Regions from separate parts of the Homo sapiens genome. Here region 1 is linked to region 2. A link is a loop called in an ENCODE intact Hi-C map of the cell type or tissue named here. Cell type or tissue: HepG2. All regions are shown on one strand. Links, peaks and the distances in the headings refer to the core of each region. The heading gives the core; the rest is flanking DNA. Region 1 overlaps FOXN2 (forkhead box N2). Region 2 has its middle 93 kb from the start of FOXN2.

Evidence for each region. Peaks named below come from ENCODE experiments on the same cell type or tissue, not always from the same donor. Only the 100,000 strongest peaks of a DNase experiment are listed, where the experiment ranks them.
Region 1: it touches region 2 in a loop (2.2-fold over the local background); 1 of 110 quality-filtered maps calls a loop at or near these places.

Annotation. Positions count from the first base shown.
Region 1 is chr2:48,342,439-48,347,824 of GRCh38, reverse strand. It overlaps FOXN2 (forkhead box N2), which reads right to left. Exons shown (of 7, transcript NM_002158.4): 3 at 1,074-1,624. The coding sequence starts at 1,610. Among named protein-coding and RNA genes, the nearest start is that of FOXN2, 30 kb to the right of the region's middle. RefSeq lists a silencer at 3,479-3,538. In HepG2, for the core only: no CTCF peak of the experiment used is centred there; DNase peaks (open chromatin) are centred at 1,484, 2,464 and 3,484; H3K4me3 peaks cover 2,544 bases.
Region 2 is chr2:48,219,200-48,224,585 of GRCh38, reverse strand. No RefSeq gene overlaps it. Among named protein-coding and RNA genes, the nearest start is that of FOXN2, 93 kb to the left of the region's middle. In HepG2, for the core only: no CTCF peak of the experiment used is centred there; DNase peaks (open chromatin) are centred at 2,505 and 4,575.

The DNA.
Region 1 (5,386 bases), core at 303-5,302, 120 kb before region 2:
CCCACAAAAAAGTTTAAAATAACCATTGCCAGCAAAACTGAATAATGAGAAATTTTAAATAAACTTCTCCAGGCAAAAGGAATTAATCCAATAGGGCATCAGGTGCCAAGCAACTTTTTCTGTAAAGAGCCAGTTACGTGAAATGGTATAATATTATTTGAAGGTGGACCAATGATAAATTAAAGATGTATACTGAAAACCATATAGCAACCACTAAAATACATAAATAATCAGGCAATAGTAGAGATAAAATTGAAGCATAAAACACACACACACACACACACACACACAACACCTCGGCTGGGCACAGTGGCTCACACTTGTAATCCCAACACTTTGGGAGGTCAAGGTGGGTGGTACTTGAGGTCAGGAGTTCCAAGACCAGTCTGGACAACATGGCAAAACCCCATCTCTATTAAAAATACGAAAATTAGCAGGGCGTGGTGGCACACACCTGTAGTCCCAGCTATTCTGGATGCTGAGGCATTAAGAATCGCTGGAACCCAGGAGACGGAGGTTGCAGTGAGCAGAGATCGCGCCACTGTACTCCAGGCTGGGTGACAGATCGAGACTGTCTCACAAAAAAAAAAAAAAAAAAAAAAAAGCACCAAAACACCAAAACCAAAAGTGAAGAACACCTCATCCCACAAAAGGCAGGAAAAGTGGAAAAGAAAATCAAATAAATAGCAAGGTGATAGATTTAAACCCAACCATATCAATTTCATTAATTTAAATGGTCTATACTTTGATTATAAGGCAGAGATTATCATATTGAATAAAGAATCAAATGCTGATAGTTATAGGAACACTACAGAAACTAGAAACAAAGAACTAAAATAATAAAAAGACTAATCTAGGTACCTATAGTGGACAAAACATAATTCTGCTAAATTTATATCAATATTTAAGAAATTTTAAAACATCTCAAGTGAAAACAAATGAATATAATTCAGTTCAGCTGAAGTAATTTGACTTGACTACTTATTGTCTCCCCGATTTCCAGATATTTTAAGGGCTCCATGTTAATTAGTCCCCCCACCTCACCAAATATAGCAATGTTCATAAACACTGACCTTGCCATGGCTTCTTTCCACTTTCTGAAAACATTTATTCAGGGACAGATTATGTCGAACAGAATTCTTCCAGCCTGTTGGTGCAGTAGCAAAATATGGAAAATGGTCCAGAATCCAGCTATAAATTTCTTTGACAGGCAAACATTTATTTGGAGAGTGCTCAATGGCCATATAAATGAGAAGACTAAAGGAGTATGGGGGCTTTGAAGTCGCTGATTTTTTTTCTGGGTTCTGGTAGCAAGCTGGTCCAAAGGATGGCACATCATCTCCCTCTATGTCATACAATGGACTAACAATTGGAAGACCCTCACTTCCGAGGCTGAAGTTTGTTAGAAGATTAGTGCTTTCATGAAGCCAGTTCAAGTTTGTGAGTTCATCATCTGCTGACTCACTGTCCACTAGAGTGGCCTTCGGCCTGGCAGCATCAACAGCTTCAGGCAAGCTTCCCATTTTGTAAATCTGGCTTAATCCTGCAATCTTTTCAGCTCCTGGGGTTTCAGCTCTCTTATCTGGAGTCATTCCAATTACTGGACCCATTTACTCTTACAGTTCTGCAACAAAGGAAACAATTATCAATGTAATACTTTAGATTCTTAAACTCTGGGAAAAAGAAAATACATATGTAAATATCCCCAAATCAGAGAAATTTTGCAATCAATTGTCCCACATAATATTTAAGCACAACATTTGTATAATGAAGATACTAATGGTTATAATACAAGGAAAATAACTTATATTAGTTGAAATGGCTGTAAATAAAGTGCAGCTTTATAGGACCAGGTGTATGGGTGATATTAACACAATTAAATAGTGTATTTTAAATACTTAGTAAAGTACCTAGCCCACACTAATCACCTAATAGGAAGTGGCTATTATTACTTAAAGTGGACAGGCTATTTCTTTGAACTATAAGACTTTATACGTATCTTAAGAATCTATGATTTTACTATATACAAATAGTTGAATCTTGAAAATAATAAATTTGAAATATTTAAGCAATATTTTAAAATAAACCCTTTCCTCAAATCTCAAATATTTACTATAAAAAGAAACTATGTATACTATTTTTACAGCACGTCATACTAAAAAGAGATAACATTTTTATTTCATTATTTATTTTGAATCGACAAATAATGATTATATATATTTATGGGGTACAATGTGATATTATGATACATGTATATATTGTGAAATGATTAGATCAGGCTAATTAATATATCCATCACCTCATATACCTATCTCTCTTTGTGGTGAGAACATTTTAAATGGTCTTTTAGGAATTTTGAAATATACATTATTATTAACTACAGTCATCATGCTATGCAATAGGTCACTAGAACTTACTCCTCTTGTGTAACCAGAACTTTGTACTCTTTGACTAACATCTCCCCCTTCCCTACACCCTCCTCCTACCCCCACCACCCATATCTGGTTACCAACCATTCTACTCTATACTTCCGTAAGTCTAACAAGATAACACTTCTTATTCACTAAATTTATCATTAGCTAAATTAAATTCACTATAAGTTATCATTTCTTTTTAAAATCCCAGTACTTTTAAACTCTGCATTCTATATCATCTCAAGTACTGACATTTCAAGGCTGGCATTCTCTTAGTAAGGTATGAACTGTCCCTGTACTTTCAAGGAGAGCGAAAAATAGCTGTTACTATTCTTTTTTCATTTCTATTTTCTCAAATTATTTTTGTTTTGCACTTTAAACACCCTTCTATTCAAAAACTTTATCATGAGACAATAACAGACCAGAGAAGAAAGCAACAGGCTAATGTGCTATTTAATTAATTTTCAATGGCTCATAAAGATAACTCATTTCTAAATTCAGTGAAAAACCGACTATTATCCTATTCAACCCACTTATGCTTGTGTAACTGAAATAATTGGGGGGGGGGGGTACCTCCAGAGTTTGTTTTGCTTAAGACATAGATGGCAGGTTACTTCAAGAATTCTGAAAACCGGCTAATTTTATTTCTACTTTTTATGTCAGTTATGTAAAAGAGAAAACTAGTTAATTTTAGATGTAGAACAGTTTATCTGGATTCTGGGAGCTACCACCAGAAGTAGTTAGCCTCAGAGCACTCCATTAGCAACAGCCTTAGATAATACTTTAGTGCCCAGGCATTGTGCTAAACAATTTACATATGATATCTCAATTAACTGTCAATTAAACCCTATAAGGTAGGCACTATTATTAATTCAACTTTATTGATGAGGAAAATTAATCAGAGAGGTTAAGCGTAAGTGGAACTGTCAGAATTTAAATCCAGGCAGACTGACTCCAGAAACAAAACTCTAACCACAATATGTGCTGGCAACAGTATGTACACAACACCCATGAGCACCAATGACTCAAATCCTATTCATTTTAAATCTTAACAGCATTCTTTCCATATCCAGTTCTTATCTCTCTCCTGTGCACCCATAACTTGAAACATCACAACACTGTAAAAAGGAAAAGATCAAACGATAACGGATTTGGTTTCTGTTTCAATCTCTTATGAAAACCACACATAAATAAACATTCACATATATGAGCACACAATGTATTTCAGAACTGATATCCTGTACTATGTAAGTGACCAAATTATTCATTTTATCAAAGTCTCTCTATTCATAGAGACTTAAAAACATGACGAATGAGAATTGAATAATGTCTTGCTTCCTTAAAAAACAAACAAAAAACCACTCTTTAGTGTACCCAGTGTTCAGTTAAAGAAGGGAGTGATTAATTTCTAATGTCTCACTTTTGCCTTGTCACTTAAATCTCCATCTATCTTCCATTACATCTAGAAATTAGAAAGTACCAAACAGCAGTGGCTAACATTTGCTGAGATTTTACTACATTACAGATTCTATGTCATAGGCTTTAAAATGCATCATCTCTACTTACTCTGAACTACTCCTTAGTTCAATAAATGCCCTTCCTTTCCAACTGTGAATTCCATGAGGAGGCAAGAGTCTTTTTTTTTTTTTAAAGAGACAGGGTCTCACTCCGTCACCCAGGCTGTAGTACAGTGGCGATATCATGGTTCACTGTAACCTCCACCTCCTGGGTTCAAGCGATCCTCCTGCCCCAGCCTCCCAAGTAGCTGGGACTACAGGCACACACCATGCCCAGCTAATTTTTAAATTTTTTTTATAGAAACAGAGTCTTGCTATGGTTGCCCAGGCTGGTCTCAAACAATTGGCCTCAAGCAATCCTCCTGCCTCAGCTTCCCAAAGTGTTGGGATTACAGGCATGAGCCACCATGCCTAGCTGGGATAAGAGTTTTTTACTTTTGCATTCCTAATGAATCTTTTCAAAATGTTGAGTATGAGTAGACACTCAAATCATAATTATTTCAGATGGAAATGAACTCATAATACAAATTATTTGTCTATTCTGCAAAAAGGTGCACTAACTGCCTTGAAGAGTTAATTTATTTTGGAAATGAATCCTTAATGGTAGGAAACATCCTAAATGGTAACAATAAAAAAAACTGAAATTCATTGTTAATAAGGAAATGGAAATGAAGTAAGCCATTTCCCTAAGGTTCTAAAGCTAATAAAAAGTGGAGCCAAAATTATAAACGAGGCTAAGTTCAATATTCAAATTTCTGGCCATTAGAGTCACTCTCAATCGCTCAAGAAACTTGAATTTTTATCAATACTACTTAAAACAGAAATAGTGAGTTTTATTAACGTAACATACTCAAAAATCAGTCTCCTGATAACTATTGACTAAATTTTCTCATAAGTAATTTAAATGGTTGCAAGTATGTTATTCCTCTGAATTACAAGTTTACAAAAAAATTTCATTAAGATGTAAAGAAATAGTATGGCAGCAAAATATGCCAAAGAGTTACAGAGTGTTAATCCAAGCAAAGTTTAAAAACCAAGTATTGACATTATTAAAAACCAAGTGCTGACATTATCTTAGTAAGGTTTGAACTGTCATTGTGTTTTCAAGAAGGAAAAAAAGCCGTTTATAAACTATCCTTATAGAACACTTTAGAGCACTATCCACTTAGATGAGATCAGGCATGTTCAGGGTGCTATGACCGTAGACAGAGCACTATCCATTTGGAACACCAAGTCCACCACAATGGATAAACAGGCAAATGATCTTTTCTCACATATTAAATACAAATAGCAAACAAATACATAAATTAAAAAATTATATAAAAAACTTATTTTAAAAAATATAAAATAAACAATTTTGGGCAAGGACCTAGGGCCATTTCGGAAAGCTAAATGGAAATGTGTATCACGAATTATTAAAAATTTCATTCTTTGACCCAACAATTCCAAATGTGT
Region 2 (5,386 bases), core at 72-5,071:
CTATTGTGAATAATGTTACAATAAACCTTCTTCCATACATATCTTGTTGTACGGGTCCGAGAATTTCCTTGGGGTTTATGCCTTGGAGTGGAATCGTTGAAGTATAGAATATGTCCAAAACAGAACTTATTGTGTTACCCTCAAAACATGACTTCTTTCTACTTCTCTGTTTCTGTAACACCCCAATCACCAATCCTTTGACTCCCAGCCTCCCTTGTTGCCTATATCCAATTGATTGCTGAGCCTGAGAAGCTTTTGCTTTCCCATTATATCACCCATCTCTCCTGTTCAAGCTTCATTAATTCTCTCCCCTGTGCTTCCTATTCTTTCTAAATATCGTCGTTAATAATTTCAATCACATGCTTTTCTTGTTCAACTTCTTTCTGTGGCTGCCTATTGACTATGAGTTTAAGTAAACTCCATAATCCAACATTCAAAGCTCTCAACAGAGAAGGTGAGAGTTGGAAGGGACCTTAGAGATCATCTTGTCAGATACACTTACCTACAAATGAGGAAACTGAGGCGCAGATAGGGAAAAGGATTTTATCAAAGTCACAAGGTGATCTGTTTGAACAATTTTATGAGTTCTGCAAGCATTCCAGGAAGAAAGCGAAGAGATGCTTGTGATATTCCGTCTTGAATTAAGGACAGAGGAGTGGAACAGTTGTAGTTGGGACAATTAGCATGATTATATCACAGTGAGAAAAAATATTGAGACTATTGGACTGGTAGAAATGAACCATTAGAAAAATGGACTCTTTTGTTACTATGTTGAGTGTAACAATTGTTGCACTACATTAGGATGTAAGTGTTGTTTGGGACTGAAAGAGTAGAGCTGTGCTCTTTAGTCATTGTGCATGAGAGTCATGTTTTTAAAAGAAGAAACTAGAAAGAGGTGGTGGAGGTGCCCTAGATGAGTGGTATGGGTAGTAGGGTTAAAATTGAAATGTCTCTCTGTCTCTCTCTCCCTGTCCCTAACCCATTTTTTTTTTTTTTTGAGATGGAGTCTCACTGTGTCGCAAGGCTAGAGTGCAGTGGCGTGATCACTGCAACCTCCACCTCCCAGGTTCAAGCGATTCTCCTGCCTCAGCCTCCCGAGTAGCTGGGACTACAGGCATGCACCAGCATGCCCAGCTAATTTTTGTATTTTTGGTAGAGATTGGGTTTCACCACATTGGCCAGAATGGTCTTGATCTCTTGACCTTGTGATCCACCCGCCTCGGCCTCCCAAAGTGCTGGGATTACAGGCGTGAGCCACCACAGCTGGCCAAACCCACTCTTTTCTCAACCACAGGTCAGTTTTGTCAGTCTTGCTTGTGAAATAGTAATGAATAGTATTTACTGAATGCTTTCTGAATGCTAACTGCTATACCTGGATTACCTCATTCAATCCTCACATCAGCTTTATAACTATCCTCGTTTTATAGATGTGCCACATTGGGCAAATAGAGAGTGTAGGACATATGGCCAAAAAGGGAATAGTGGGTCATAAAATGTCACACTTCAGCCTGACACAATTTGGAGAATAGGAAACAAGACCCTGAGTATGCCTAAAATTTTTGCTGTCATTATTTGAGGATAGACTATAGACACTGTAGATGCCTTGTAAAATAGGACAAGTCCTGAGAACCTTGGGATTGAGTTCATGTTAGAAGGACTCAAAATTTATATTAGAGGAGTCTGTCTTTATTTTGTTTTTCTTTGCATTTGTTTCTCTTTTGGCCTCCCTTAGTGTCCAATAAAGCCTGTCTGTTTTGTGGGAAGGTGGTCCAAGGGAAGGCCTTTTGTGTTTGTTTACCTTGAGCCAGAGTGTTTAAGAGGCACCAGCATGCTCATGGAGGGAGAGGACATCTACAGATGAAAGGTGGAAGTCATGGAGATAGCCATCCTAGTACTACAAGAGCTTCCTTCTCTCTCTCTCCTGGAGTGTTCCCTTTCTGTGCAAAAACCTGGAATTCCACACAAGTTCCAACCAGAAAGAACAATGTTGGCTCTTCCAACTGGAATGGTTCATGATACAAAGCAAGTAGGGAAGGTTGTAAGAAAAGATGAAAGCAAAAAATTTTCCCCTTTAATTAAAAAAAAAAAAAATTTTGAGAGAGGATCTAGCATTGTTGCCCAGGTTGGAGTGCCCTGGGGTAATCTCGGCTCACTACAACCTCGACCTCCCAGGCTCAAGCAGTCCTCCTACCTCAGCCTCCAGAGTAGCTGGGACTATAGGCATGTGCCACTATGACCAGCTAATTTTTATATTTTTTTAGAGATGGGGTTTTGCTATGTTGTCCAGGCTGGTCTCGAACTCCTGGGCTCAAGCAATCCACCTGCCTCTGCCTCCCCAGGTTTTAGGATTACAGGCATGAGTCACTGAACTCTGCCTCCTCTTTAAACTGTCAATTAGTTGAAATTAGTAAGTATTGTGAGTCATGATGTGCTAATACAATGGTAGATATGATCCTTGACCTTAAAGTTAAACATCAAAGTTGAAAAGGTAAATATGTACATGAGCAGAATAGAAAACAAGTTAAAAATACATACAAAGCCTGTCATAAGACAACACGCCAAATGATGGGAGCAGATAGCAAATAGGTGATGCAAATATAGCAGGGAGGAAGAGCTCCCTGGCTCTGTAATCTTCCATTATGAGGGAGGAAGGACTTGAGCTAGGTGTTTAAAGAATTGTAACTGTTGGGTAAGTGGAAAGGAAGGAAAAATGACAGAAGCAGAGATGAGGATCAGGAAACATATAAGATATTTTGTAAAAGCAGTGATCGGATCTCTCTGGCTTGAACTATGAGTTCCTTTAGGAGACTAGTAGGCAATAAGACCTAACGGTGAAGGGCTTTGAATGCTAGGGTAAGGAATCTGACTTTACCCTGAAGACATGAGCACTCTTAAAGATTTTTTTTTTTTTAAATAGCAATGAGGTTTAATTTATTTTTATTTTCTTAGAGACAGAATGTCACTAAGTTGTCCAGGCTGGAGTGCAGTGGCTATTAACAGGCATGATCATTGCACACTACAGCCTCGAACTCCTGGGCTCAAGTGATTTTTCCTGCCTCAGCCTCCCAAGTAGCTGGGACTACCAGCATGTGCTACCACACCTGACATGTAAAGACGTCTGAGGCAGGAAGTTAAATAATGAAAGTTACTTTTATCTATTCTTTTCTTTTTTTTCTTTTTGAGATGGAGTCTCTCTTTGTCGCCCAGGCTGGAGTGCAGTGGAGCAATCTTGGCTACTGCAACCTCCGCCTCCCAGGTTCCAGCGATTCTCCCGACTCAACCTCCCAAGTAGCTGGGATTACAGGCACCTGCCACCATTCCCAGTTAATTTTTTTTGTATGTTTTCAGTAGAGACGGGGTTTCACCATGTTGGTCAGGGTGGTCTCAAACTTCTGACCTCAGGCGATCCACCTGCCTCGGCCTCCCAAAGTGCTGGGATTACAGGCATGTGCCACTGCGCCTAGCTGAAAGTTACTTTTTAAGATGACTGGTCAGGAGGGAGGTGTGTTAAGGAATTGTGGTAGAAAAACCTCAACATTTCAACAGCAAATGAGTTTTGAGACTTTTAATGTGTCAAATGTTTAGAAAATTCTGGATTCTTTTTTCTTATGCTAACTGCTGACTTGTGTTAGGGAGAAAGGAGAAAAAAGATCAGGTAGAATTTTATCTAAAGCAGAAGACAGCTACTTTGCTAGCATTTACCCACATTGCTGACATTTTGGGGACAACCAGGGCAGGGGCCACTTCCCCAGGAAAAGTAAAACACAGTTTTCAATACACAGATTGAATACAGGACCTTCAGAATTGGGGAAAAGTAAAGTCCTCAAAAGCCAGAGTGCTGTTCGTTCCTCTTTTAAAATAAATTTCTGTTTCTTTTTTAAAAAGAGAAACTGGTTTAAAATGTCTCATTGTAGTTATATGACCAGGACATTTCATATATAGAGAACTGGTTCTCTTTTCTTAGCTAGAAGTTTCTATAGGCCCAACATGCACCAAGATTCCCTTTGGAAATTAAACACCTCAGATGGGGGCCTCAGCTGCTAAGGACACATGCTATTTGCTCTCAGGAATGGAAGTGTTGCCAAGATCACTAATGGTGATTGCTTGTCAATAATCCCGGGAATGCTCCCTTACCAAGCAGATCTAAAGGGGCCAAATACCTACTCTAGGCCATCAAAGTCAGGTGGAGGACTGATGTAGAACAAACTTCTGCTTGCTAAATTGAAAGCAAGAAGACCCCACTGGGCAAGGTTTGGGATCAGGGTGGAGGTTTCTGGAATAAGGGACATAGAGAGGAGTTCAGGACCATACTCAGGTCTACATACCTAGTCAAGTGCTTTCTTCACTACACCAAGCTGCATATGTACCTACTATTAGGTTTAGAACCTTCTGCCACTCCCTTGCTCCCTCTTTAGCCACCTATAATTGTTTAGTTGAGTGAGAAGTTTTGAGCATAGTTCAATTCGGATCACATGCTGCCTTGGCAATGTGTGATCTGGGGCAGACTTTGCCTCAGAATCAGATTTATATATCACAGGACTCTGATTGCTTAACCTGACATATCCTTGATCTGTCCTAACCTCTGACAGTTGTTATCCATTAACCTACCTGCCCTCTTTTTCTGACATCTGATAACAGGGCCTGTACTTGTATTGGCCTGATACTGTCCAAATATTTGTACCATTGGTGTTCATTGCTCTGAATTAAATTTGCAACAATATGGTGATCCACTTTTTATGTGGTTTCAGGTTAGCTGTTTTCACAGACAAGTCACTCTAGGCAGAAACTGCTATCTAACTTGACATATGAATTTCATATAGCAACCAGCTTATGAGGCCCCATAGGGTGTGGTTCCCTTTGGTTAACAGTATTGACCTGGGAAGCTGGGATCTAGAGGCCAGAACAAATCAATGGGGGGAAGACTCACTGGAGAGCTGATAAAGTTGCAGCTGCTAGCAGTGAATCCAGTCCTGCAAAGGCATCCCAAAAATATGGCCACACAATGCTGGTTGTTGGAGGTACATGCATGTACTTCATGATTGGTGGGAATCGGAGGCCTTCAGAAATTTAGGCAGGGTGGTAGGCAGCTCAGGGAAGTCTGAGACTGGGTAGCAGGGGCCCAGCCACGTGATTCAGTTCAGGGCTGGGTATTGGTGATGGCAATCATGCTTGGAAAGCGAAGGAAGAACCAGGGATCTGGAATTTCCCCAACCAGTGGCTTGCTTACTGACTCTCCTTTAAAACATTCTTCAATTCTTTTGCCTCTGGGGACATCACTAGTTTACCTCCTCCAAACCTGCTCCTCTATCATCTCTGTACTTTGCTATCAACACAAACCTTAGGGCTCTGGTTTTACATTTAGCTCACCCCTTGGAACTGACCATTG